2 separate regions of the Homo sapiens genome follow, and region 2 is linked to region 1. Evidence: chromatin loops called from intact Hi-C (ENCODE). Cell type or tissue: GM12878. All regions are shown on one strand. Links, peaks and the distances in the headings refer to the core of each region. The heading gives the core; the rest is flanking DNA. Region 1 overlaps ITFG1 (integrin alpha FG-GAP repeat containing 1). Region 2 overlaps ITFG1 (integrin alpha FG-GAP repeat containing 1).

Region 1 (12,131 bases), core at 2,177-10,176:
GTTCACAATAGGCGTCGTGCTCCTATGAGAATCTAATGCTACTGCTGCTCTGACAGGAGACAGAGCTCAGGCGGTAATGCCAGTGATGGGGTGTGGCTATAAATACAGGGGAAGCTTTGCTCGCCCTCCGGCCGTTCACCTCCTGTCGTGCGGCCTGGTTCCTAATAGGTCTCAGACTAGTACTGGTCTGCAGCCTGGGGTTTGGGACCCCTGCGTTAGGGTGTGCTTTAACAATAAAAACTAGAGTAATTTTATTGGAACAATTTTTAAAAAATTCAACAGATACCTATAAAGGGCCTACTATACACCAGACATGAGTATCAATGGACAGAACTAACTAAATATGCACATTTTGACTTGAGTTTTCTAACAACTAAACTGATCATAAAAGAAGTCTGTGTTGCATTATGAGGAGGTGAGGTCTCCTTTAGTACAAAGCATTCAAGCAGAAGCTAAGATGTTGCATTAGGTTAGACTTGGGCAAGATGCCTTTTGAGATTTTCCCCATCTCTAATATCTTGTTTTTGTAATTAAAAAAAATGTAAATGAATAAATGCCAAGGAAGAACTTGGGACCCTAAATTATATGCATACATTTTCCCACGTGGATAATTTCTAAATGATCAATATAAAAAAAGTCAGACCTTCTTTTGCCTCACCCTGAGAACTGCCTACTCTCTTTAGCATATTATTATTATTATTATTATTATTACAACTGGGAATTGGAATATCTTATCAATGTTACAAAAACCCTATGCTCTGATTCCCATCCGTTCTACCTGGCTGGGGACCTCTGTGCGAGGGAAGAACTTGCAGACTTGAGCATGGAAAGCAGTGGAGTCGCAGGCCCTCATGCTAGTCAGCAAAACTCACAAGTATAGACAGTTCAATCACATTCTATTTTAAGAGTATAAAACAGAACTTTTAGTATAAAAGTAGTTTCAAGGCTTGAATAAAAGAACTTGCTGAGCACAGGGAGAACTTGATTTGTTTTAACAATATACAGATTAATATCTCTTGCACTTGAAATTTTCCTTAGTACTTAATGCGTAACATCTGTCCTAGAAAGAATTGATCTTTAATCTGTTCAGGTATGCACAGGCACATACCACATTCAGATGAACTAAGTAATAAATCTGTCTTTTTTTTAAGCTTCAGACTTGAGAAAATAGTTCCTTTAAAGTACACTGGCTCCAGCCTGGCCAACATGGCAAAAACTCGTCTCTACTAAAAATACAAAAGATTAGCGAGGCATGGCAGCACATGTCTGTAATCCCAGCTACTTTGGAAGCTGAGGCATGAGAATTGCTTCAACCTGGGAGGCGGAGGGTGCAGTCAGCCAAGATCGCGCCACTGCACTCCAGTCTGGGCAATAGACCGAGACTCTGTCTCAAAAAAGTTTATTGAAGTACACTGGCAAAATTCAAATGAAAGAAGGAAAAATCCCACAGTTATCTCATTAAACAGAAAGAAAACAATATTTTGAAAGAGAATTATTAATTTAAATTTAATGTATATTTTTGAAGCAAATCACACTTATGCTAGGTTGGAGCAAAACAGTTAGTTTTACAGGAGCCCATTAAAATAATGAGAGGAAAAACTCACTGTCACTCATCATGTGTTACTCTTTCTGTGCATTTTTGGTGTAAGCCTGAGAAATTACGTAAATTAGAGTTTCTAGTCACACAGAATCTGCAAAAGATGGGTAGACTTGAGAAGTTAAACCAGGAAAGGCATTTCAATCTTTTCAAGAAATGAATGACTGACTTAGTTGTGTCCCTAATATCAGCAAACAGGTCAAGGTGGAAATCTGACTTTGAATTGGAGTTTCACCTATTTTGGTAGAATGCTTCTTAGAGACACAGATGAGTCAGAGGCATCAAGTGTTGCTTAAGTACTAGAGAAGAAGGGAACACTGTTAATCAAGATAGCCAATCCATGCCTCAAAAGATAGCTGGACATTTATTTGACATAAATTTATTGAATGTCTCCTATGTACCAGGCCCTGTGTTAGGCACCCAGCAATCAAAGACAAATAAGACAGAGGCTGCTCTTAAGTTGCTTAGATCATTAAAGCATACTAGGAGTAAGAGAGATGTTAATGTGAATGACACAAATAAATAAGCCTAGATTTCAGAGTGCTTGCCAAGCATTCTGAAATGGATGGATGAAGGAGAGATTAAATGTGATATTAAAATAAATGAAGACTAAAAATACGCTGCTTTTCACCAAGAAGGATGATGCTCGTGAGCAAAGGTAAAATAACTGATTTTATTTTATTTTTTTATTTTTTTTTTTGAGACAGAGCCTTGCTCTATAGCCCAGGCTGGAGTGCAGTGATGTCACCTTGACTTACTGCAACCTCTGCCTCCCAGGCTCCAGCCTCAGCCTCCTGAGTAGCTAGGACTACAGTCACGCGTCACCACGCCCAACTAAATTTCGTATTTTTTATAGAGACAGGGATTTCACCATGTTGGCTGGTCTGGTCTTCAACTCCTGACTTCAAGTGCTCTCCCTGCCTCAGCCTCCCGAAGTGCTGGGAGGACTGATTTTTTTTTGAGATGTTTTCATCCTAGAAATTGTGTGACTTCTGTTTGGTTCCCCTGGGAACTCAAATCTGCAGCAGTTAAATGACTGTCCTGGATTTAGTAGTTTATCCCTAAGGAATCAAATCCCAAACTCTTACTCCAATACTCATTGTTTCAATTAACTGAACTTGGTTATTCTAATTACATACACAATTAGGTTAGCAAAAGTTTTAAGAATTTCTTGCCTTCTTATCTAGAGGTGTCCAGTTGAAGAAGGACAGAGATAAGGAATGTACTTCAACTCCAAAATTAACATCATACCAAATAAACAGTATATTTAAATTTTTTTAGCTTTAAAATAGCCAAATAATACTTTCTTGAAAATGGCAAAAGAGAGGACATGGATAATTAAAAGTATAGAAATGATTAGACTCATGTATCAGTATTTTGTGGCTGCAGTAATAATGAAGATAGGTGAAACTCTTAGCTCAAATAAGACTGAATTTGCTGTTTAGAAAGGAAGGATGCATGTTATATCAGTTTCATCTCTCAAAATAAATCTCAACACTAATACGTTCTGTTGCTTTTCTGGGTTCAGCTATTTATGCTTGTTTCAAAACTGTAATAAATATTTCTACAAAGTACATGTGCCTTTTTTGGTCACACAAATCAACATGGGTCTCTTGGTGTTGGCTATCACAATAGTAATGCAAAAACAGTCACCTCTAACACCAGTTCAGGATAGAACTCTCAGCAAAGTAGGAATAGGGAGAACCTCTTTAATATGATACAAAGCATCTACCAAAAAACTCTATAGCTAATATAACACTTAATGGCGAAAGCCAAAATGTTTTCCCCTTAACACTGGAAACAAGACAAGTGTGTCCACTCTCACCACTTATTCAATATAGTAAATGAAAATTCTAGCCAGCACAAGAAAAATAAAAGACATAGGGATTAGAAAGAAAATTATCTCTCTTTGCAGAAGACGAAGTTGTCTATGTAGAAAATCCCAAGGAATCTTCAAAAAACCCTCCTAGAACCAGTTAGTGAGTCAAGCAAGGTCACTGTATACAAGATCAATACACAAAAATAAATTTCATTTCCATACACTAAAATATGTGGAAGCAAAACTTAAAAACACAATATCCTCTACAGCCATCTTAAAGAAAATAAAATACTTAGGCATGCACTTAACAAAACATGTACAGGGTCTTTATGACAAACATGGGGGTCAGGTGGAGGATACTACTAGCATGGGTGGGAACTGGTTACAATGAAAAAATAAGTAACACAATGAGGAAAACAGAAGTCACGTTTCTCACTGCTGGAAGAGATATCTACAAAAACAGACGAAATTAGAAGGAACCCTGAAGTGCTCCATTTGGATGAAAAATGAAATTATTGCAACGAATTCATGGTTTTATAGTTAGCTCATACAAATGTAAATAGATGTAAAAATAGTTACAAATGTGTAGACTTGTATGTACATATGTGAATCCATACCTGTTTTCTCCTAGCTGTGTCCATTGAGAGAACCTGGAAGAAATGACAACCCAGTAGCAACGAGCACACTGGGCAACCATTTCAGGATGTGGTTTTGAAATACTGTTCTCTACTAAAAGAGAGAAATGTCTGATTCCTTGGAGAAATGTCTGATTCCAGGCTTGGGACAAGGGGGGTACAAGATGAACAGTAGAATGTCAATTGATGGAAATAGAGAATCATTATTTGACAAATGTAGAAGGTTGATTCAGGGAGTTGTCAATGTACTCTAAGGGTGCTAGGCAAAAGTTTCATAAAGAAAAGCCTATTAATGTAATATCAGAATATTGCCCCCCAAAACACTAATGAATTACAAAGGGGAAAACAGTGAGTTTAGGGTAGAGAAACTTGGTGATCATCAAGGTGACCAGGTGAACAAGGTTAACATCATGGTGGTAGGACAGGTGAACATCATGTGCTTCCTGATATGATGCACTGAGAAATGCACAGCATCAATTCTGCAACTCCTTGCAGTGGAATTTCTGCAAATAATTCATGACCTAAGTTGGGTAATGAGGAAACAGTGCTATCTCACAGAATGCAAAGCCTGGATTCTTTAAAACTGAAAAGGACATGAAAAATAAGAAAAGACTGAGGAACTGGTCCAGATTGAAGAAGTCTGAAAAGATGGGACAATTAAATGCAATAGATATTTCTGGACAGAATCCTGGGCCAGAAAGAAAAAACAATATTGTTGGGACAGCTGGTGAAATCTGAATGGGGTCTATGTATATAGACAGGATGGTGCTGTACTGGTTGATCTGATCTAGAGGGTTGTACATCGGAGCATGTCCTTGCTCTTTGGAATATGTGGAGAGAGGGGAAGAGAAAGAGAACAAAATTAAATGTTAGTACTTTACTCACCAATAACTTTAACAAAATAAGCATCTGCTTCAAAGTTATTTTTTAGTGTATGAATGGCAAAATCATTCTTTGTATATCCTTTACTTAGCACTACAATGTCCAAGATTCCCTGGAAAAAAACAAACAAAAATGGTAAGAACAAACTATTAGACCAACTAAAAAAAAAATGACCATTAAAATGCATGGCATATTGTTTATAAAGTAAATGTAGCCTTATTTATTCATCCTCATGTTTAAAATAAAATCGCTATTAAAAATAGGTAGTATATACACCCAAGTTTCAATAGTAAAATATAAATAAAATAAAAAACATCTGTAATTTTAGTCTCTGGAGATAATGATTAGCATTTTGCTATGTTTCTTTCCAGTCAAATTTGCATGAAGTTTCAAAGGCCCATGATGTGGACCTGCCAGACCCTTTCCAACCATCAGGGGGAGTACCTTTTCATCTGCCCTTGCCACCACAGCATTTTATCATTTGCTTTCAAAAAGGAGGGAGCTTTGCTAATTTTGTCGAAGGAAATAAATGTATGCTTATTTAAATTGATATTCCTTTGATTCTTTTCATGAAGTTGGTCATTTATCATATTTTTAAATATGTCAGCAACTTGGCTTTTTGTAGTAAACTATGTTCTAGTTTTGCAGAGTATTTTTGATGATATCAGTTTGTATAAGCCCTTTTATATTATGAATATTAACTATTTGACTTTCATAGAAAATTTATTTCCCAGTTTTAAAACAATTTTAAATTTCATTCATATTTTTGATGTACAGAAATTAAAAATGGATTTGTAGTCAATTCTCTTGCTTTGTCCCCTTGTGATATTTCTGTCAATTACTTTTATGGTTGGAATCTGCTAATGAAAAGTGAAATAACACAAGATTTGATTGCAGGAGAAACGGGAAAACAAGGACCTGAATAATTCATATAATTGAGAATAAGTCTCTTATAAAAAACAAAATAAAATCAAAAATGGGGTAAATGGGGACATAAATGTCCTATTGGGCACTTAACTTTTAAAAATAAATTATCTTACAAGGATATACTGTGATACATTAATTCTGGAATTTAACATTGCTTTTTTCAGAATTTATTATTTTTCAGAGCGGTAAACTGGCATTTCACCTTAGAAAGGGGAAAACTGGAACCTTAAAGCCTTTCATAAGGTCACCTGGCAATCAGTCAGAGTCACAAGAATCTGTGGAAATAGACGCTACTCTGCGTCACAAAGATAAAACTGAGCACTAAACTCATTCTTTTGTGATCTTGTGCAGATTCAAGGGTCTGTTATTTGTTGGCTGTAAATTTTTTTTTTTTTTTTTTTGAGACGGAGTCTTGCTCTGTCGCCCAGGCTGGAGTGCAGTGGCGCAATCTCGGCTCACTGCAAACTCTGCCTCCCGGGTTCACGCCATTCTCCTGCCTCAGCCTCCCCAGCAGCTGGGACTACAGGCACACGCCACCACGCCCGGCTAATTTTTGTATTTTTAGTAGAGACGGGGTTTCTCTGTGTTAGCCAGGATGGTATTGATCTCCTGACCTCATGATCCGCCTGCCTCGGCCTCCCAAAGTGCTGGGATTACAGGTGTGAGCCACCGCGCCCGGCCTGTTGGCTGTAATTTTGTCTACTGTTGAACATTCAGGTCTGCCAGTCTTAGAGCATGATGCTTTAGTGGTTTAATCCAAATATGCCCAAAATGAAGTAAGAGAGTTTTAATATTTGACTGTACTGATCAGCCAATGTTGTCAATAGATTTGTTTCATCTGTCATTTAACATTAAAAGGGGCTTTCCTTAATTAACTCATTTGCTTTTTGTTGTGTTGTCCACATTTTCTGGTCAAATGGAATGAAGCTAAAGTGTGACAAGGTGAAAGGCAATTAAACTTCAAACACACAGCCCAGCTCTGAACTCACATCTTCGTAAATGTCAAAGAAGGTGGCAACCATGGCATCCTTAATTTGATTTAGGTCTGTCAGCTCCCAGTAGACTTTAAACATTCGACGCGCCTCTTCACAGCTTGCATTATTACAAGGGACGTTCTCCAGTAAAAAGGCCTGCTGGTTGCTGTGCGCCAAAGGAAAGGCATTTCGTTAATATAAACATCAACACTGTGGCATCGGCTCTGTAGTATTTCCTAGATTAAAAGGAGACGGTAAACGGTACACAGTGAAATTACACGAAAAAATCTCCACATTTTTTGTTTATAGTACTGTCATTAAAAAATTGTTGGCTATCCCTTTTCAACCTTTGGCAAAAATCCTCTGATTTTGTAGGCTAGTTGGTTGCTGGCTTCTTTCCTTTTCTATGGAGTTTCCAAGTCCATCCCTTCTTCCTCATTTACTACTCTATAGTTATTGACCCTCAGTTCCTGCACACTGTCATTATCTGTTTAGATGTGTATTACTTTTCACTGAATATCTACATTTTAACTAGAATGTCTCATAAACTCAAAGCAATGAATCTATTACAACAGAATTTCAGCTGCTCTCATAGGTGGTAGGGCAGATATTGCCAAGCATCTCTCAGATAACAGAAGCATCATACGTTGCATAGCCATGAAGTCTTCCCTCTTGAATCCTACTCTAGAGGCAAAGTATTTATGAGCTTAGATTCTGGAGCTAGATTACCTAGATTCAAATCCTGGCTCTGTTATTTAGCAGCTCTGTGGCCTTGAGTGAGTTATTTAACCTCTAAGACTCAGATCCTCATTTGTAAGCTGTATAATAAGAGTACTTAGAGCATAGGTTGTTAACATGAAATCAAACACTGCAAGGAAAGTTACTTAGAACAACTCCTGGCATCCAGTTAGTACTCAATGAAAGTGTTTATATTATCTTCATTTTTACTATAGAATGCAATACAATGCCATGTAAAAATATTTTCTTTAGATACAGAAGTAACTTTGTAAAGTGTTATTTTATGTAATAGCTCCTAGGCATTTTCCCAAAATATGTATATTCTTTCACTTTTCTCTATGCATATAGAAAATAATAGATGATACGGCCTAAATTTTATTATTGTTTAATTTTTCTCTAATAATAATTACTTTTCATTTTTTCTTGAGACAGTCTCACTCTGTCACCCAGCTGGAGTGCAGTGGTGCAATCTCGCCTCACTGCAACCTCTCTGCCTCCTGGGCTCAAGTGACCCTGCCATCTTAGCCTCCGGAGTAGCTGGACTACAGGTGTGTGCCATCATGCCCAGTTAATTTTTGTATTTCTTGTAGAGACAGGGTTTTGCCATGTGGCCTAGGCTAGTCTCAAACTCCTGAGCTCAAGTGATCTTCCTGCCTTGGCTTCCCAAAGTGCTGGGATAATAGGTGTGAGACACCATGTCTGCCCTCTAATAATTACTTTAAATAAATCAGTACATAGAGATTTCTTTTGTTCATATAAAAATATTACTGTGGCTCTGGGTGAGTTTGATTATAAGAAAGCAAAATTTCTAAGCGTTTAACACAGAATAGAAACCAATGTACCAAATATTCAATTTGCATGATGTCTGGTAAATATATGATTGGATTCAAACTATTTTTCCAGATGAAAAATTCCAAAACAAATAGTTTACCAGAACAATTCTTTAACAAATGAAAAAAATCTTTCAGACCATAACATTTACTTGGAAAACTCTCAGGTGACTTTGTTCATGACCTATTATAGAACAGTATTTGTCCACTAGAAAGAATAAATGATTTCTTCTTTGTCTCCTGTCTAACAATGAATTTTAAAATTCTAATTTATAAAAATTTTTCCTGGTAACTTACCCATCCTACCCTTTTAGCTAAAGAGTTTTTCTAGATATTTCACAGAGATGTAGCACACTCTGTTATTAGAAGATTGTATTAAAACATGAGAACATGTGATAAAAGCGGACTTTCTACAGTATTCTATAATCTATGCATCATATGGTCAACATTTGAGTGAGCATGCATCCTTATTTTCCTTTGCAAAACTACTGCACATATTTCATTATTATAAGTCTGGTCACAATTTCAAATATACAACAACCTACAACAAAAACCCTTTTGCAGTCATGCAATTTAAAATGTTATTCCTTCTTTTGCCCACACTAGACATGGAACTGGTCAGCTATTTGGAGAGGCTGCTATGAACCAGTGCAGGTTTTCTGGACTCACAGTTTATGCAGATCTGCTGGATCTGGGTCCAGGGAGTCCCACTGATGGGCTGAGGCTGGCCATGCCCAGCTGGGGAGTCTCAGAGGAGCAGGGAATCAAAATGCTTCCTGGAATCACCACCCTGGTCTTCAAGTTCTGGCATGGAGTCATAGTTGCAGCAGACTATAGGGCTGCAGTGGGTGCTTACATTGCCTCCAGATGGTAAAGAAGGTGACAGAGATCAACCCCTACCCGAAGCCATCATGGCTAGGGGCACAGGGAACTGTAGCTTCTGAGAATGGCTGTTGGCTCGGCAAAGTCAAATGTATGAGCTTTGAAATAAGGAATGCATCCCTGTAACAGCTGCCTCCAAGCTGCCTGACAACATATTGTATCAGTACAAAGGCATGGGGCTGTCCATAGGCAACATGATCTGTGGCTGGGATAGGAGAGGCCCTGGCCTCTGCTACATGGACACTGAAGGGAATCAGATCTCAGGGGCCACCTTCTCTGTAGGTTCTTGCTCTGTGTATGCTTATGGGGTTATGAATCAGGGCTATTCCTATAACCTGGAAATGGAGCAGGCCTATGATCTGGCCCATGAGGTAAGCTACCAAGCCATCTACCAAGCCACCTGCATAGATGCCTACTCAGGAGGTGCTGCTAACCTCTACCATGTGCAGGAGGATGGCTGGATCCAAGTCTCCAGTGACAATGCAGTTGATCTTCATGACAAGTATGATGGATCTACCCCAGGAGGGAGGGTGATGTAGCTGTTTGCATTTCTTGGGTGACTGTCATTGGTAATATGGATACAGTGCTTCATCTTATCTCTAGTGGAGGGGTCTTCAACTGTATCAATACTTTTTTTTAAAGCTGTGGAACACTGACCTCTATGTGTTACCAGTCCTTAATGAGCTGCTGCAGAGGTGGCTATTTTACTTTCTTGGATGTTAAGGTACTCTACTCACTACTTTACCTGAATGAATGAATGAATGAATAAATAAATACATACATACATAAATAAATGAATAAAATGTCATTCTTAATTTTTGATATCAGTTGGTAAAGATTACAAATGTCTTAGAGCTCCCTAGCTACTTTGGTCCTGTATTGTGAAACATGAGGTTCGTAACAGTTCAGTTCTTTAAAATTCTACAGAGCTCTACAAGTAGAACCCAGCATCTTGCCTTTAAAAATAAAATTTGATTTAAGCCAAAGGAGGAAGAACCTTTACCCATTTGGTTTAGAAACTATTGGCGACAAACAGTCTTGCTTCTTTTTAGTCAGTTTCTCTATGTGTTCTTGGCAATTATAACTAATATATCTTAAACATTTTTTTATTAAAAATGATTACAAAAGCAATCATAACATTCAATAGAGAGATTTAAAAAGTCAAAATCCTTCCTTTCCAGGAATAATCAATGTTAATAATTTGGTATGCATCTTTCTAAGCTTTCTTCTAGGCACATATAAATATGTAAATACATATAACCTTAAAAAAAACCTAATTGGGTTCTGATACATATATTTTTCTATAATATTTTTCTTTCCACTACATTATATAGCACACACAAAAGGGAATGGGATATAGTCTGACTGAAGACTTTTGATCCCTATATTGAAAACATCCCCCATGAGAAGGTGTACCAATTTAAGTCTCCCATTAGTAGCCTATCAAATTGCCTGTTTCTACACAGTCTCATGTTTTTCCAATGGTTATTCCATTATATGGCCAAGCCATCATTCATTTTAACACTATGCTATTGATGGTCAGGTTATTGCCAACTGTTCTCTATTACACACACACACACACACACACACACACACACACACACACACACACAGAGATAGAGAGAAAATTTTTCTTTGGGAACTTGTACGAGAAATTCCAGATGACAGTCATCTGGTCAAAGGATATGGATATTTTAAATGACAACAGTTAAACCTAAATGGTCTCTGAAAAGCTATACCAACTTTTATTTCCAACAATGTATGAGCGTCTTTTCATATCTTGCCGGTATTAGTAACATTGCTTCTTACTCTTGACAGTTGAAGAGCTTAAAAACAACTTCATTCTTCTGATGATGACAGCAGCTGAGTATTACATTTATGTTTATAAGCCATTCACATTTTTCTGAAGAACTGCCAATTAAAATTATGTTCTCATTGATTTTTAGATCTTTTATTGTTAGAGACTTTAGCCACTTATCTGTTAGTCTCATATCCTTGTTTGTAAGATGGAAGTCATAATAGTACATTACCTTCAAACAGCTGTTCTAAGGATTGAATGAGAAAATACATTGTAAAGTGTTCAGTATAGTGCCTGGTATAGCACAGTACACATTTAATAACTGCTATTATTATTATTATTATTATTATGTACTGCTGTTATTATTACCTGATATGTTGTAAATACTTCCCAGCCTTTTATTTTTTTTTTTTAAATTTTGTTTACGGTACCCTTCACTAAAAGGTTTTTAATATTTATGTAGTCATTTATGTCTATATTTTTCTTTATAGCAGTATAAGAAATGTTAAAGGAAGTCTATCAGGCAGATGGAAAATGACACCAGATGACACTCTAGATCTACACAAAACAAGGAACACTGAAAATGGCAAACATGTAGGCAAACAGAAAAGTCTTTTTCTTATTATTTAAATTTATTTAAGGAGAATCAACTGTCTAAACAAACAAAAACCAACATAGTATGGTGTTAATAAGGTAGTAGATGTAAAATGTGTGATAAAAATAGCACTAAAACCAGAAGAGGAGAAATATAAATATACTATCATAAAGGTTCTGAAACTATACGTGAAGTGCTATAATACTGTTTGAAGATAGACTAGGATAAGTTAAAGATGTATAAACACTACAGTATTCACTAAAATAAGATTTCTAATGAATAAATCAACAAAAAGACAAAATAGAATCATAAAAATACTCACTTAATTTAAATGAAAACCTTTAGAAAGAGGACAAAAACCAGAAAGTAGATTTTGACAATATCAATACTGACATGAAATATAAAGGGTCTAAACACACAAACTACAAGCCATACGTTGTGAGATTGGATTAAA
Region 2 (12,131 bases), core at 1,315-9,314, 130 kb after region 1:
TGGCAGGGGCCTAGCGACTCACACACCACCCCTTTTGTAGGCCTTTGGTTCAATGCCGGAAAGGGAAGCAAAGATCAGAAGCTACCACTCCAATGCAGTGTTCTGATCCTAAAGCAGGGATGCCTCTCAGGGGGAAAGTGTGTCACTGTCCTCACTCTCACCTCTGGAGCCATGCTCAGGGATTCTGCCCAGGAGAAGCGTCAGGCTGTAACAGGCAGCTACAAAGCTGTCCCCTAATATTTAAAACAGAGTGTGGGGAAGTTCAAGCCTAAGGGTATATTCAAAACAAATGGAGGTTTGATGGAAAGCAATAGAGAGAAGGCAGTCAGCCTCATGAAAGAATCAAACTAAATCACAGACCAGGGCTTAACAGAGAGAACTAGGGAATGAAGATCTACAGATAACCTTCCTGAAGTCTGGACAAACCTACAACACCAACCTACAGAACAAACCTGCAAAGGAATCCAAACTTAATTATATCAGACCATGGAGCAATTTATGACCCAAGGTATTGTCAAAAATAGAGCAATCAGCTGGCAATTACTGAAGCCTAACAGCTGAGTGTGATCCAGAAGGAGACAAAGAGAGCCCTGCTAAAACCACTGTCATACCAGGATGACAAGGTACGTCTCCAAAGCTGTAGCCTCTGAGGAGCAACATCAAAGGCTTCACACTACAGGGAAAATAATCTTTATTGAAATAGTCTAGCCAGTCACTAAACAAATAAGCAAGCAAACAACAATAACAAGCTTTGGGGAGTGGAGGGCAGTATCCAAAGTTGCTACAGTATATTATTGTGGAAAAGAATCTGGCTCCATTTTTTAATATTTGTCTGTTGACAGCTTTTAAATCTTACCCCTCCCTTTTCCTCTTGTGCCCTATATCTGGGCAAGCTGGTAAAAAAGCCAGCCTCCTTTGGTGCTGGTGGGAGGTTCATGCCCCTCAAGCCCTACTCATGCATAGGAACCTCACCCAGGCCCCACCTCCAAACAGCACACAAATAACCTTCCAAGGCAGTCTCCTGTCCTTGATCTCTCAAATCATTTTCAGACCAGTTTGGAAGGCCTGCCTTGCGGTTCCCACAAAGCCTCTTTATGTGATTGATAAACCTTCTCATACCTTCTTGGCTTTTGAGCCAAATTTCGGAGGGAAGACTGTGCATACTTTTTCTGTGGAATGACCATAACAATTACCTAAATGTCCAATAAAAAATTATGAGACCCATAAAGAAACAGGAAAGTATAATCCATATACAAGAAAACAGAAAACCAAAAACCTGGCAACAGACAGTGCTGTGAGAGGGACCAGATGTAAATTTCACAGACAAAAACTTTAAAGCAGCCACTACAAATATGTTAAAAAAAAAAAAGGAAATTATGCTTAAAGAAGTGAAGTGTGCCTTATCAAATATAAAATATCCATAGACAGAAATGATAAAAAACCAAATGGAAATTATGGAACTGAAAGTAAATATACTGAAATAAAAAATTCACTTGAGGGGCTCAACGTTAGCTTTGAACTGCCAGAAGAATTAGCAAACTTCATGACAGATTAAGCAGCCTGAAAAACAGAGAGAAAAAAAGGATAAGGAAAAAATGAAAAGAATCTCAAAGAAATGTGGGGCACAATTAAGTACACCAAGATATACGTAATGGAAGTTCTCTAGTAGAAGTGAGAGAGAGAGAAGACAAAGAAAAATTTGAAGAAATAATGGCTAAAACCTTCCCAAATTTGATGAAAAACATTAATATTCACATCTAAGAAGCTCAATAAATGTGATGCAGAATAAATGCAAAGAGATCGAGACCCAGATAGATAAATCATAGCAAAAATGCTGAAAACCAAAGAAAAAGAAAATTTTTGAAAGAAGCAAGGGAAAAACTATTCATCACATAGAAGAGAATCCCAATAAGTTTAATGGGTGACTTCTCATCAGAAACAATGAAGACCAGAAGGCAGTGGGATGACATACTCCAAATGACGGAAGAAAAAAGCTCCTGTCAACCAAAAGTCCTACATTCAGGAAAACTAATTTTAAAATTTAAGAGGAAATAAAGACATTTCTAGATAATGAAAAACGGAGATAATTCACTGCTAGCAGACTCACCTTGAAGAAGGAATTAATGAAATCAACTATAACCTAATAGTAGTAGTAACAGAAATTTTAAAATCCTCTTAAAGTTGCTGCAAAGTGTGACCCCGTCTTACACTCAAGTTAAAAGAGAATATTAACAGCCTGTCCTCTCTCTGTGGACAGTGTACCTTATCTGTACTCCCCAACTCCATATTCCTCAAAGTTTATTACAGGCCCAGGAAGTTCCTGCACGGCTGCAGGGTCACAAGACTGGTAAGTTTAGGTTGCAAGACATGTTTCCCTCAAGATATAAGGAATGTTGTAATGCTGCCTTTGTTCCTTGCTTCTGTAACTCGCTTCCCGCCTCATGTTAGCTCCCACCTTAAGATGTTTAAAAGTAGGAAAAGCCCTTTTTCAGGGCTCAGACTTTCTGGACATATGTCTGGCTGAGCCGGTGATCACCTTAATTTAATAAACTCTCCTGAACCTTTTTCGGTCTGACTGTCCCGCAACAACCTTATAAAAAATACTAAAGTTGCTCAGGATGAAAGCAAATGACCCCTGATAGTAATTCAAATCCATAGGAAAAAATGGTGCAATTAGTAAAGGAATTATGTAGTTAAAAAAGACAGTTTAAATGTATATTCCTTCTCCTTTCTTAACTGATTTAAAAATGCAACTGTAATAAAACAATATGTATATAATTGTATCACTAGGCCCATAATATATAGAAATGTAATATATTTGCCAGCAACACCAAGAAGGTGAGTGGGAGCAAAACTGCAATGGACCAAGAAAATGACACCAGATGGTAACTTGAATTCACAGGAATAAAGAAGAGAACCAGAAACAGTAACTAAGAAGGTTAATATAATAAACATTGTAAATAATATCTGTCTACTGTCTTCTCTAAGCTTAAGAGACATAAAATTATATAAAGTAATAATTATAACAAAGTATGATGGGTTTGTAACATATATAGATGTAATATGTATTACAATAAGGGGGAAAGAGAATAGAGCTATAAACAAGTGACATTTCCATGTCTCACTGCAATTAAGTTAGTACATATCTGAAGTAGATTCTGATAAGATATATGTAGTAAGCCCTATAGCAACCACTAATCAAAATAAAAAGTTAAAAAAGTTACTAAAGGAATTAAGATGTTACAATAGAAAATATTCACTGAAAGCAAAAGAAAGCAGTAACGTAGGAGTAGAGGACCAAAGGACTGAGGCATAGTAAACAGAAGGCAGATGTAAACTCAACTGTTGCAATAAGAACATTAATAACTTGTCAGTGAATTAAACAAGTTCACCAAAAGACAGAGCTTGTCAGACTGGACAAAAAATGCCTATCGAATGCAAAGATTTTAGTTTGGGTACAAAGCTTAAAATAAGCCATTTTCAGGTCCATGAACTTCCACGTGGAAAGAAAAGCAGCATGAGATGTGTATGGAGAAGCATTCCTTTTCAGTCTGTTAAGACTGGAGCTCATCCATTCAGTTCACCAGATGGACAGTTATACACACTTAGATAAAGGTGGTAATCACTGAGGATCAGGACTGAATCTGACATAGGCATGGCATGGGCTGACATCACCAGTCATTGTGACAGAGAATTCCTAAGGAAGCATCATTAGCTGAAAGTTTGTTGTGAGGTTTTTAAGTCTTTGCTCTTTATTTGGTAATGAGTTCTGTATGTGAAATCAAGGGGAAAAAACAGATGAATGCTGCAAATAACCTTACATAAACTGACATAACTTCGGAATGAAATAAAACCAGATATAATAATTCTTGTTTATTATTATTTATTTATTTATTGAGATAGAGTCTTACTCTGTCGCCCAGGCTGGAGTGCAGTGGTGCGATCTCGGTTCACTGCAACCTCCATCTCCCAGGTTCAAGCGATTCTCTTGCCTCAGCCTCCCAAGTAGCTGGGATTACAGGGCACCCGCCACCACGCCCGGCTAATTTTTTTATTTTTAGTAGAGATGGGGTTTCACCATGTTGGCCAGGCTGGTCTCAAACTCCTCACCTCAGGTGATCCGCCCACCTCGGCCTCTCAAAGTGCTGGGATTACAGGAGTGAGTGACCGTGCCCGGCCAATAATGCTTATTAACAGAAATATTTTGCCTGAACTGTATAAGGTATTACTTTAAAAATCCAATACTGAAATAGGCTCATTTGCTCTCTTAACAAATATTTAATGAATATAACTGCATATAATACATTATACTTAAAGAAAAATCTAGTTTGAGTGATTAGACAACTATTTCAAATACTTGTAATTCAATTTTATATAATTTTTATATGAAGTTGAAGTGAAAAATATCATTTAGGAAGAGACAAATAAAGTCCATGGGAATCCCGAGCCTGTAGAGAATCTTAGTAGCTGGGGGGCATTAAGAAAGTTTCATCAGGCTTTGAAGCACAGGGACTATCTGGACACATACAGGTGCACGGAGAACCCACAAGCAGAGGCACAAAGGTGGGAAAGGGACATGGCAGAGAACTTCAGATCAGGTTACTCAGGGAAATATGTTGACTTAGTTATAATTTAATATTATGCCCTCAACTACTATACAAGGCACTTATACACAGTGTACATTTGAGCAAAGTTTCTGAATGTTTTATAATCCTACAGTTGAAGAGAGTCTATATAAAGACACCTATATTTTCACAGAATTGAAGTTCCAAGTAAACGTATCTCTGTAGATGAATGTGGGTACTTTCTTCTATGAGACATTCAAATAACTTTCCTTTTTTGTCTTAGCTACCAATTTACTCAGAGTAAAATTTAGTGCACTAATTTTTAATGTTGCTTAAATGTTTAGGTCGTATTTAATGCCCTGGGCCTAACAACTCTTGGGATCTTTCAGATCATCTCTGAGACGTTTTAAATTTTTTGTCCATATTTTGCAGCATATATAGTGTTTAAAGTTCTTTCAAATTCTTTCAGAAACAGTAATAAAAACACTAAGTATAATTCTGTTATGCTTATGTGACCTATGTGAAAGGCTTCTGAAGATCCTTTTTGAAAGTCAGGATAAATATTAGAAATATATATGTGCATGCATCTTGTTAGATTACTGAAGGATTTGGTTATTAAATTATTTTCTGCCCACTCTGACACCCTCATATGGGAATCAGAATTCAGTTATATTACCTTTGATGCATTAATATCCTAGGAATTATTTCATTATTGGGACATATATGCATAGACATATACACCTATCCCTTCGTCCATTTTTCAAGGAATATTTATTGGGTGCTTAATATATGCCAAGTACTGTTCTAACTGGAAATACAAGAGTATTTCTTGGCGGAAACTTTTGCTCCTTTATTTTTACATATAAGTAAGTAAAATAGGTCACACTAAAGAGAAAAATAAAGATAAGAAGTGTCCATGTGGGAGGGGTGTTTGGAATTTAATGAAAGCAAACTTACAAAGTGATATTGAGTAAAGATCTGAAGGAGGCTGGGTGCGGTGGCTAATGCCTGTAATCCCAGCGCTTTGGGAAGCTGAGGAGGGAGGATCGTTTGAGCCCAGGAGTTTGAGATCAGCACCAGGCAACATAAAGAGACTCTGTCTCTACAAAAAACCCTCAAAACGACGAACGCCCACAAAAACCACAAAACAAATAGATGTGAAGGAGATGAGGAAGTGAGCCCTGTGGATATCTGGGGGAAGAGCGTCCTGCTGGGCCTCAGCCGTGTAAAGGCTGGAGGTGACAGTGTGTCTCAAGAACACAGGCCATGGAGGTCTGTGTGGCTGGGACAGGGAAATAGAGCAGGAGAGGAGGAGATCAGGTCTGAAATGTGAGGCATCAGGCTGTGCAGAACCCTGTGATCTATTGTAAGGACTTGAGTTTTACACATTATGGTATAGACTGCAAAGAACACAGGTTTGGGAATCAGAGTCAGCTGTGCCAGTCATTAGCTATGTGACTTATGGGCCTTTGTTTTCTCTACTTCTTAATTAATTTATCAATGAAGTGGGTGTAATATCACCATTTATAGTAAGTTGATTTCACGCATGAATCGGAAAAGGGTGAAATGAAATAATGTATGGAGACTGTCTAACACAATGCTCTGTTGTAAGGGGCTTAATAAATCTTAGCTTCTTTGAGGTGCTCTCATGTACAGTAAGGAACAATATCTGACACTGGTCTCACAAAATTTACAGAGCCCTCTGGGACAAAATATTTAACAACCTAAATGTAAGTAATAGAAAAATCACCCAGCCACAGGTTTTTGATCAGAAAAGTACTGACTAGCTCACAGGTGTCTTAATCCAAGGCCACCCCTCCACAACTGGCAGGTAACTAAAGAAGAGGCCAAGCATGAGAAGCTATGTCCAAAGATGGATAATAACTATTTGTTGGACCAGAATTCTAAATGGAGAAAGACAGATAAATTTGACCAGCTAGTAGAGGGAGGAGAAACAAATATTAAGAGATGCAGAGCTAGAAAAGAGGTAGCACTGCCATTTTAGGGCAACTAGAACTTAGATGCTTAGGAAGAGATAGGGAAGGTGACATGGTCCCCAGAGTTTCCTGGCCCTCTAACAAGAGCCAACAATACCCCTTAAGGTGTCTGCTCCTTTTCTGACTACACTGTACTCGAGGGTGCCTGAGCCTGTATTCCTTTAGCATAATTAGATAACTAGCAGTGCGATGCTATGAGGCAGTGCACCATACACTATCCAAGGGGCTATACTGGTATTGAACTCCTAGGTGTTAAGGAGAAGGTCCTTGGTAGATTGGAAAGATCCTTCAAGAATGAGCAGTGGCAGCCGAGTGTGGTGACTCATGCCTGTAATCCCAGCACTTTGGGAGGCCGAGGTGGGAGAATCACTTGAGGCCAGGAGTTTGAAACCAGACTGGCCAACTTGGCAAAACATCGTCTCTACTAAAAATATAAAAATTAGCTGGGCGTGGTGGCAAGAACTTGTAGTTCCAGCTACTAGGGAGGCTGAGGCATAAGAATCACTTGAACTCAGGAGGTGGAGGTTGCAGTGAGCCATGATCACCCCATTGCACTCCAGCCTGGGCAACAGAGCAAAACTCTGTCTAAAAAAAAAAAAGAAATTTTTTTTGGTTTTTCTACAGTGACAAAGTTAAGTCACTAAATACAAGACCATGTAATTATAATAGACTTCATCAAACATTTGGCTATTACATGTTTTGGAGATTAAGGGGTTGCCTATAGGTAAACATAACACACTAACATATCAGTGTCATTTAAAACATATGTTTTAAGTCTCTTTATGTGAATTAAAATTTGGTCAACAGAATAGGTTAGGACTCATCCTAAAGGATAACTCAACTTTTTAAAATACTTGGATCTGTATGCTGGAATTAGCATTAATTTCAGGATAATGCTAGAAATGCTTGTGAGCAATGGGAAAGATATACTGCAGAGCAGCAGGATTTAAGAACTTATTTAGTACAGATTCTACATGTTTTTGTAAGAGAACTCATTGCATTATATTTTTAATGTTCACAAAAGATTCACTGTGGCCCAAGAGGACAGAAGAATTTAAACCTAGATTTATCAAAGCCATCTGGAAGATACAGTCTGTGCTGCTTTTAAGAAAAAGTGTGTGTGTGTACATGTAGCATACTGATCAGAATTACTAAATCGATGAGAAAATATTATATACTTTTAAGTCAGCTGAGCAATTCTAAGATGTCAAAAAGTACCCTCAACCTTAGCTCACTTTGCCTTCCTGGTAGATTTGTTTGAGAATCGCTCATGACTCATCGACATACACTATTTTCACTTTTTAAAGCTTTTTCAGAAACAAAATTCTATTTATCTTTAGGTAAAGTCCACAAAAACACAAACACACACTGTCTTTGAGAATTCTGTCAAAAGTACTGTGTCATGTGGACTATGTTTTCCTAGAGCAGAAAGGCCAAGTTTTCATTACTCGCCAGAAGCACTATAATTAAGGTGCTTCCAAAAATCTAAATGGAAAAAAAAAAAGACACATCTCTCTATAAATCTCTCAATTTGTAAAAGGTCATCCTACATAATTTCAGTTCATTTTATCCCATATTTTATTAACTTGTATTTCTAAAAATGTATACCAAAAACATTCTCAAGTAATAAGCACCTGATTCCTATGAATGGTATCTGAGATCCTGAGTGCAAAGGGTGAAATGAGATCTCCAGTAATTAAAAACTAAAGTTTCATGTTACTCCATGACTTCAGCTAGTTTTCAAAAGACCATTTATGAAAAAAATTAGTTCTGTTGGTATTGGGAGATAGACAGGAGTGGTGCAGCTAAATAATACTTTTTAGATATTTTTTGTTTTTCATGCCAATATACAATATGAAGAGTCCATTATGATTATGGACAATTTCTACTAAGAGAAATGTGAACATCTTGGACAAAACATTTTTACATGGCTTATTGAAGTTGCATGCTAATTTTATTTCCTTCTTAACCACATCAGTGGTCTAGAACATTTAGTATTAATAGACTTTAGTTCACAGTAAACTAACTATATTGGATAGAAACAGACTTAGTTCATCTTCAACCTAACTAGATAAGAATTCAAACAATTTAAAGCTATTTACCATATATTCATTATATTGTATATTAAAATTATGATGACATTTTGCTCCACAATATATACAGCTCATTAAAGAGTCTAATTAGATAAAAATAAAAATAGAAAATGAAAATATCAATGAGACACCATGATCATTTATGTTCATTGGCATAATATATGCTGCTTAGGGATGCCGTAAATTGTCATTCTGATTAAAACATCTGGCAGGTCACACTGTTTAATCATGTTTCATGCCTAGGCAAAAAGCTTGATTCAAAAATCTGTATTACAGTCTAAACCCATGAAAAAAGTAACTAGTAAAAGTTAAAATGTCAGAACAAATCTGTCAATTATGATTGAAAGCAATCCCCTTAGGTGACTAAGGATCACTGTTGGGGATAAATTAATAGATGGGAAACACTGTATAATAAAAGCAAAACAGTAATTCTACTTTGTTATTTAAAAAATGTGCCCTCACTTTATAGTAAGAGCCGAGTATTTACCGGCACCATATACTGTTTTTAAATGGAGTTTCTCTTCTAGAGTTCTCTTAATAATGAAAATATACAATTTCAAAATGTCAAAGAAGTGAAGTTTCAAACACTTTCATGCATTTATGCAGAAAATACAATGTTATTGCCTCATGTCTATCGTCAGCAGTATGCAATCCTAGATATCAAATTAAGAACACATCTATATTCAGAAAGCAGGTGTGAAGAAATATCAAACCATGTAACACAATCTGCTGCTAAATGTCATATCAGTCTCTTGGTAAAAGCCTGCCTAATGTTTTAGATATCTGAAGACCCAATTTACATCTAATCTGTTATCCAAAGGATATTCCTTTACTTTAGTCTACGTGATAGTAGCAGAAAACACTCACCTATCCCTTTCCATTTTCTTAAGTATAGTGTGGTGGGTGGTCAGGAGAAGGAGAGATAAGTCTACATTTGCCTCTGAAGAAAAGTTAATCGGCTGCAACTCAGAGCAAATACATTGTTAAATGCCAAAATGGAGTAGGTACAGCTGTTAGCTGTTGCTAAAATGTATGCATTGCTTGCTTCTCCAATGGGAGCAAAAGGGAGGGAGGAAGTAGAGGGGGAGGGGAGGAGAAGAGCAGAAGAAAGGAGCAAGACAGAACACCGGCCATACATGAAGATGAGAAAGGGAACTTCAAATTCAAACTGTGATAGAAATGAAGAAATGAAGAAAAAGTTCAGGAACTATGAGAAAGAACACAATGAGGACTTGAATTTAGAATGTGAGACTGAGATCAAGGACAGTCTCCTAACCTAATAATTATTTTGTGTGTGTGTGTGTGTGTGAAAGAGAGAAAGAGAAAGAAGGAAGGTGGCTGGGTTTACCTAGAATTAGGGTGTCTGAATGTGAGAGAATGAGAGAAGCCAAGCATATTTGCAAGAGAGGGTTAGTAATAATTTACCATGGATAGGAGGGAAATGGAGGCTGGATGAGGGATGAGTGGATATAAAGTAGCAGGATCAGTGGACTGCAGGCCCCAGTGAGATCCAAAAAGCGTTGCAGGGAGGGCACTTAAGCATGTAACCTAGAGGGATAAGGGGTGGTAGTAGGAGAGTGGCTATGTGACTGGTGGTTTTGGAGATGGTATATTTTCTGGTACCTACAAGGTGCAGGGAACGAACTGAGCTGGCTGAGGTGGGGAGGTCCTGGTGCTGGGCTGACTCATCTCTGCAGACACTGAAATCACCTAAAATGATGACAAGAGTTAGACAACTGTCCAGAAGATGTTATGTCTCCAGTGAACTAGAAATTGATAGATGCTAGTAATAAAAAAAGGAAGATGACGTTTGGTGTAACGGGGTGGCAGAAACCTCATAGGAGGAGATTTGCAGATATTTCGGGGAGAAATAATTTGAAAGTGGTACTGGGGATTAAAGTTGCTGATCTCTAAACACCAAAATATGAGGCATGTGGCATATTCCATTAGAGGCAGCTACGGGGGATGCTTCCACAACTGTGAAAGGAACTCTGTGAAAAGAAGCAAGAATGCAGATGAGAGCTGATGGTGGAGCTGGTGTTCCAGAAGACAGAGTGGAAGTGTTGGGGAGGGAGCACAGGGGTCAGGGATGGGTAAGTTAGGAGACAGAGCTCAAGGGAATGGTCACTCTTACTGGGCATGGGAAACAGAGTGGCTAACAAGATAAGTAAGCAAAAAGAAAACAGTAACAAGTCTTAGAGGAAATAGCATTTGAGATAAAGCTTGAAAGAAAGACAAGTATGATGTAGACAGGTTGACAGCTTACTAGGTAGAACAATGATTCTCAACCAGGGACTATTTTGCCTTTTAGGAGACACTGGACAATGTCTAAAGACATTTTTGGTTGCTACAGGTATTCAGATAGTAGAAGCCAGGTATGGTGCTAAACTAAACATCCTACAATGCATATGGCAGCTCCCCACAACAAACAAGGATCCTGCTCAAAGTGTCAACAGTACCACGATTAAGAAACCCTGAGGTAGAGGAAGCAGCAAAGGCAAGGCAATGAGGAAAACTAGAGGAAACTGGGAAAAGGAGAGTTTGGCTTAAGTACAGGATGCCAGCAGGGGACCAGGAGAGAAAGCTAGAAAGGAAGAGAGGATCACACTGCAGGCAGCCACGGGAACTAGCCTCTACCTTAGAGGATGAAGAGGAGCCACTGAAGGTCTTTGAGCAAATCAATGTTACAATATCACTGAGTTGGGAGGCTTTATATACACTTGGAGCCTTATCAATAATTTATCTTTTCAGTTTACAAGCACTCTCAAGTATGTATTTAATCATTCTTTAATGCTTTATTAATGGCTCATCTCCTTATTAGAGCAGTCAAGCCCTGGATGAGACACATCATGTCCCACATTTGACCACACACACAGTAGGCTAGCTTGAAATTCAGACTTAAAGCTGCATGGCTTTTAACAGCCTGTCACACACCTCCTTCAACTACTAACAACAGAGAAAATATGAAAAACTTTAATTTCCTCTGTCTTCATCCCCAGTGTCTATTTACAGGCGCTGATGAAGAAAAGAAGTGGCAGGAAGCATGAGCCAGAAAAACAAAAAAAAAGGCCTGAATCAAGAAGTATCTGGATTCCTCCTGAAAAAGTGAGCATAAACCATACTGCTAGATTTTGGAAATATTCACTAAAGCTAAAACATGGCTCGCTATTCTTCAATTATTTTAACCCTCCTCTTCAAGAAGGAAATCATTACTAACAACTTAAGCTTCTAGATTTGTACCAGTTTTTAGCTGCTCTGTAAGTTTGTTTGGATCACTTCAGTCAGCATTACTTTCAGTGATGATGGTAATTTATAAAAAGCAAGGCAATCTGTTTCTAAAAAGAAAATATTAAACTTGATTTAAGTTTCCTTTCCTGTTCTTCTCTCTAAAAATAAATTAGACACCAAACAAGGTCAGCAAGGCAATAATGTCCTAAAATGAATCAGATCTTTTCTGTCAGGTAAAGAATTTAATC

Evidence for each region. A loop is a pair of places that touch in the nucleus more often than their neighbours do. Peaks named below come from ENCODE experiments on the same cell type or tissue, not always from the same donor. Only the 100,000 strongest peaks of a DNase experiment are listed, where the experiment ranks them.
Region 2: a loop joins it to region 1, with 2.0 times the contacts of the local background. A loop is called at or near these places in 2 of 110 quality-filtered maps.

What each region holds. Positions count from the first base shown.
Region 1 is chr16:47,253,696-47,265,826 of GRCh38, forward strand. ITFG1 (integrin alpha FG-GAP repeat containing 1) reads right to left here. Exons shown (of 18, transcript NM_030790.5): 11 at 6,850-7,000; 12 at 4,937-5,045. It also overlaps the pseudogene LOC100422275. Among named protein-coding and RNA genes, the nearest start is that of ITFG1-AS2, 13 kb to the right of the region's middle. In GM12878, for the core only: a CTCF peak has its summit at 5,362; a DNase peak (open chromatin) is centred at 5,396.
Region 2 is chr16:47,386,581-47,398,711 of GRCh38, forward strand. The region is part of intron 6 of ITFG1 (integrin alpha FG-GAP repeat containing 1); the gene reads right to left. Among named protein-coding and RNA genes, the nearest start is that of ITFG1, 68 kb to the right of the region's middle. RefSeq lists an enhancer at 1-498. In GM12878, for the core only: no CTCF peak of the experiment used is centred there; a DNase peak (open chromatin) is centred at 5,721.